2 separate regions of the Mus musculus genome follow, and region 2 is linked to region 1. A link is a contact called in ENCODE Hi-C or POLR2A ChIA-PET data. All regions are on one chromosome and are shown on one strand. The core of a region is the stretch at or near the end of the contact, and the rest is flanking DNA. Distances in the headings are between cores, read along the strand shown.

What was found. Hi-C counts contacts between places; a loop is a spot of excess contacts on that map. ChIA-PET counts read pairs that join two places held with the same protein, here RNA polymerase II (POLR2A).
Region 2: a loop to region 1 is called in a map of left cerebral cortex, with 2.1 times the contacts of the local background. The contact joins the promoter of Havcr1 here to the promoter of Timd2 in region 1. A Hi-C loop is called at or near these places in 12 of 37 maps with a recorded cell type or tissue (CH12.LX, ES-E14, Patski and 5 more). POLR2A ChIA-PET finds 5 or more read pairs at or near these places in 1 of 5 experiments (Patski).

What each region holds. Positions count from the first base shown.
Region 1 is chr11:46,697,527-46,700,298 of GRCm38, reverse strand. Timd2 (T cell immunoglobulin and mucin domain containing 2) reads left to right here and starts at 1,469. Exons shown (of 9, transcript NM_001161355.1): 1 at 1,469-1,756.
Region 2 is chr11:46,749,811-46,752,698 of GRCm38, reverse strand. Havcr1 (hepatitis A virus cellular receptor 1) reads right to left here and starts at 1,531. Exons shown (of 8, transcript NM_134248.2): 1 at 1,474-1,531; 2 at 57-395. The coding sequence starts at 1,522.

The sequences.
Region 1 (2,772 bases), core at 220-2,719:
ATACGGTTCTGGGAACGTCTCAAACTGTACGAACATTGCTTTTTAGTTTCTATAGTTCTGCTCCTGGCTAACTGGTCTTGTTAACTGAACTATGTCAACTCAGAACATGGTTTTTGTGCAGCTGGCTAAGAAAGACTTTCTATTGGCTTAAACCCATGTCCAAGCTGTCTTCACCATCTATCACAACCCTTTGTAAAAGTAACTTTTATTCACCAGATATAATTGTTGTCTCAGAAGCTAACTGCTGAATAAACCCATTCCTTCTAGCTCGTTTTGCTATGGCCAGCTGGTTCTGGCCCAAATCCTCTCCAAGTTGACTGTTTCAAAGTAGCTTCTCTCAGCTTTTGACTGAATTGCTCTGCTTGGCCTCAAACTAACTCTGGCAATCTGTTCTAATCTGGTTTCTTCTCATTTTCTGGCTCATTCTGTCTTTACCTGTAGCCTGTCTCTAAAAATTATCCTGGTAAAGCTCTAAAACTCTCATATTCTCTCTCTCTCTCTGTCTCTGTCTGTCTGTCTGTCTGTCTGTCTGTCTGTCTCTCTCTCTCTCTCTCTCTCCTCCCTTCCTTCCTTCTCTTTTAAGTAGCTTCTCTTTCCTGTGTTCTCCTGAGAGTTGGGCATATCCTCTCTTTGACTCATTCTCATTCATCACTTTGCCTCTCTATTAGATATCACTTTCAAATATGACTTCTTCCTTCTACAACTTTACCTTCATTGTTTGGGACTAAAGGTGTGTACCAAGGGTGTGTCTGTAATCCAGCCAGAGGAATTAAAGGTGTGTCATTCCAGCCCGATCACACAGACATGTGATCCCTTGCCACAACAGTTATGTTTCTGGATTAAAATTCCTCTGCGGGGCTGGAGAGATGGCTCAGTGGTTAAGAGCACTGACTGCTCTTCTGAAGGTCCTGAGTTCAAATCCCAGCAACCACATGGTGGCTCACAACCATCCGTAATGAGATCTGATGCTTCTTCTGTGGTGTCTGAAGTCAGCTACAGTGTATTTACATATATGTAATAAATAAGTAAATCTTAAAAAAAATTCCTCTGCAACTACCCAACTCTGGAAGCCTGTATAGTTACTAAGCCTGAAAAGCGTATGAGGGCATGGAGAAGCTCAGCTTAGAAAGCTGGCAGCCTCCCCTTAGCGTTCTGCAAGCAGGGACTTTAGTCTAGCTTTATTTGCTTAAACTGTTAATTGACTGACAGACCAACGTGTATAATTAGTCAGCTTTCACTTCTGCCTGTGCACCAGGTCCCTCGCTGGGTTCTATCTATATTCTATTCCTCTTTCTGACTTTCAGTTTATTCATATACAACTAAGAAAGCTGGTGCATGGTGCAAAGTCCCTTTCTGCTGAAAACTTTTCAAAGTCAGCATGATCTCCAGACCTGGAGTTTGAACTCAAGTGAAGACCTTTGCTTCGCCCAGCAGAAAGTTAGCTTTGTTGTTGTGGGGACAAAGTTTCACTATGTAAACGGAGTTGGTCTTGAACTCAGAAGATCCACTTGCCTCTGCTTTCCTGAGTGCTAGTCTTTTAAGTATTTTTTTATAATCTCTTTAAGTTGAACATATACAATCAGGCAAAAGGATGGTAGAACTAGAGAGACTCAGTTTTCAAACAAAATATTGAAGGTGTGGCCAGGAGATAAGGATGGAATTCTGGGACAGATTCCTCTTTATCTATCAGCAGCTCCATCAGCAGCAGAGGATTAGAAGGAGACACTAACCAGAAGCTACGGCTCTCTCCTAACTGGTAAGTTCCCTCTTCTGTAGGCTCGTGTTAGAGAGAAGCAATGAGGACAGTACTTCCTGGAGGTTCTGTGCCATGTGGCTTTGCATTTGAGACAATGTGGGATTCTATGGCGGCATTGGAACAACGATGAGTCTCTAGACATTAGGACAACTTAATATCCAATAGAGTTCTTCGGATTCTTGGAAGGTTGATCCTCGTTTAAATGGAATAATGGACTTTTTAATATATGAGCTATTAAAGCCTTCTTAAATGGAGTTAACATGAGATATAAGAAGGAAACTGTAGAAGAGAATAGTCTGGTAATTTTAGACTAAGCCCTAGATAATTAGGCATGGACCTATAGACCCAGATCTATAGCATCAAATTGGCTGCTGGAATTTGAGATATCGTGTTTGTGAACTTGGCAAGGCCAGAAAGAGAAGAAGATTTGCTTTAGTTGGAGTGTTGAGAAGGGGAGCACATGGCCAGGCTAGGCAAGTGGGCACCGTTTAGAGCTTGGTGTTCATGTGGATTTAAGAAAAAAAAAAAAAAGATTTGTTTTTATCTAATGTGAGTAGGTATTTGTCCACATGTATGTCAGTGTGGGGTTGCCAGTTCCTCCCCAGAACTGGAATTGCAAACAGTTGTGAGCTGCCATGTGGGCACTGGGAGTTGAACCTGGGTCTTCTGGAAGAGCAGCCAGTACTCTTAACCATTGTTCTATCTATTCAACTCCTGGATTTCATTTTTCTTTAAGTGTTGTGAAAGATACTTAGAGAAAAGCTTGAGATTTTTAAAATGTATGCGTTTATGTTGAGAATTGGTGTACTCTTTCTCCAGAATGCATATTCTGTGTTTGGGGAATTTCATGCTCTTTGGTTGTCTGACCTGGTATTTTCCCTCACTTCCAGATGCAATAGAGTGATTGTGTTTTCACACTCCAAAGCCCCAATGCTTCTCTCCCCCACCTACACTGTAAGATTTTAAAATGAGCCACGAGTCAGACAGTGTAGGAAACACATCATAGTGAACACTCA
Region 2 (2,888 bases), core at 282-2,781, 52 kb before region 1:
AAACAAAAGACCCCACTCCCTGGCAAAATATAAACAAAGGATACATAGAAGCTTACCTGGTTTAACTTGCAATGAAAAGGTCACTTTCTGATCATTAAACCATCCAGGAATCTCCACTCGACAACAATACAGACCACTGTCACTCTCAACAGAGTTCTCTATCGTCAAGGACACATCTCCTTCTGAAATATGCCCCTTTAAGTTGTACCGACTGCTCTTCTGATAGGTGACACGATGTCCATTGGTCCAAATAAGTGTATTTTGACAAGCAGAAGATGGGCATTGCCCTCGGCCCCAACATGTCGTTGTGATTCCACGATATGTTGAGTAAGTACATGGAAGTGTGACAGGGTGACCCACCACCCCCTTTACTTCCACATAAGAATCCACAGCGCCTGTGATTTTTAAAAAGGGAGAGGAAAAGAATTGGGGAATTAGTATTCAACATTTTCCTACAATTTTGTTTTTATTTCCTTTCAGAAAAATTAAAGGGGGTGGGACTCAAGTGGAATTAAACGTGTATTGTGAAAGAGAGGCGAGTGCTGAACAGTTCTGGCCTTTCTTTATTGTCCATGTTTCCTCTGAAGCCATCCTGGACTAACAAAGACCTTGTTTCAAAGACAATTAATGGTATTCCTTCTTTCCCCTCTCCCATAGAGCCCCTTAAATTAGAATGTTTTTTATATTACATAACTGAAAGTACTTAACCAAATGGGTACAAAGAAGTGGAATGAAGGCTGATTTTGACTAGCCATCATTCATGGAAAGCACTGTTTCTGATTTTGTTATTAATCTTTGACTATTATGTACACTCCACTGTTGAATGGTATTGATCAGAGATGCTGCAGTAGAGAAACAAGCTCACCTTCTTACCTCTAGAGAAGATGCTAAGCCTTCGTTGACCAGAGGAGCAGAGGGTTCAGCCTTCTTGGAAAAGACCGTCCCCAAACTTGCTCACTCCAGACACTTTATACAAACATTATACAAGGTTAATTGGAGCTGAGAAAAGTTCCAGCTACAAACGTTATCCTGTCCTTGCTTCTAGTAACAGCAGACAGCTCGTACAAATATATGTCCTTTTTGACCATGGCTAACCATAAGCAAAAGTAAAAACACCAGGTTGGGAAGGGGTTGTCTTCGGAACAAGGTTAGTGAAGCTGCATGTTCTCACATGGGACCAAGTATAGAGTCTCTAGACAGACATCAACTCTACAAGGTCCAAGACAATCTCAAAACAATTTCAAAACAATTTCTCAACATCTAATGATTGACCCAAACACAGCAGGTTCTTGTGAACCATGTTTACTTAGCCATCAGTTTTGAAATTCATACATGTTAAGGGAGTTCTTTGGACCTACAAATTATCCAGGTTCTCTGCTAACTATATAACCCATGATCAAACAAGCCAGAGGCTTGCCATCTCTCCTGCCACCTCTAGACTTCTCAGCATCCCCAGCCCATTGACTCACTTACCTGGGAGAAGCAGTATGAGGCCTGAAATGAAGACTTGAATCTGATTCATGGTACTGACCTGAAGGACAGTGACAAGACACTCTGGTTAGCTGTGGCATCAGCACACTATGTCTGATCAAGTCTTCATCCTGAATGTATGAATCCCACAGGCCTCTCCGCTAGGATACCCTGTCCTCCAAAATACACTCTTCTTTCCTGGTCCTTTCTCACGTACAGCCAGCCATATGACTTCTGGCCAGGACACAAATAAGGCAGCAAACAGAGAAAAAACTGAGGGCAGAAATTAGACTGTGTGCTCTGGGTAGAACTCTAAGCCAAGGCCAACTTTCTAATGGCAACGTCACACTTGCCCTCAGATGGACACAGTACTGTTTCTGCTCAGAGCCATACTGTTTGGTGCCTAGACCTCAGCTACCTTAAACACAACAAGATGGACTGAGCTAGAATGCAGTCACACATGGTGACAGAGACTATATCTTGCCGAGAGATGTCTAGAGACACCTAGAAAAGCACTAGCTACAGATCCAAACCTTAGATCCACAGAGCTCTCATACCTAGATTTCTTCTTAGGTAAAATAGCACTAATGTTTGCTCAGCTTCCTGAAGCATCTGCTGTGAAGGAGACCCTGAGCTATTTACTCACAGGCATCAAATACTCAAGAAATTCCTAGAGCAGCTACTTTTAAGCCCATTTACGGAGAATGTTACATGTCTTCAGATTCCAAGTTCTAGATTTCAACTTCTGCTTCTTAATTGCTAAACCATAAAAACATGAGTAAGCCTGCCTAGTACTTCATTAACTCCATTTCTGGTCAGAAGATTCTCTGACTTCCTGTCAGAGAGGAGAGAAGGCTGTTACCAGTCTTAAAGATAGCACTAGTTCTCCTGAGGCCACCATAAGCTCAGCATTCAGGCTGGGGTCCCGCACTAATCACAGGAACAGTCTCTACACGTCAGAAGAGATCAGAAAACCAGTACTGGGAACTGGTAGCCAAACACTGAGAATGCCATGGACACTAGACAACGTCAGAACATATAAAACCCACATGAGACATAACTATTTTACTTTCGCATATAAAAATAGTGAGTAGAACATGGTACCGGCCATTCTGTCCCTTTAAGAGTTCTATTAAGGTAGGTCATGGAAAGGGGCATTCATTGTCTAACAGAGTTGGCTACCATTTGGCATGAAATAACTCTCATTGAAGTGTCTCACAGGGTGTCCTATGGCCTACTCTCTGAAAAGGAAGGGAACAGACATTGACTGTGAATAGCTCTGTATGTTCCCAAAGCTAACTTTCTCACCTTCTGGAATTCAACTGAGTAACTAGATGAGATCTACCATGTTGTAAGCACCTTGCTGGTTGCTTGAAATCCTTTTACTTTTGCATTTACATGTTTGAGAAGAGCACTTG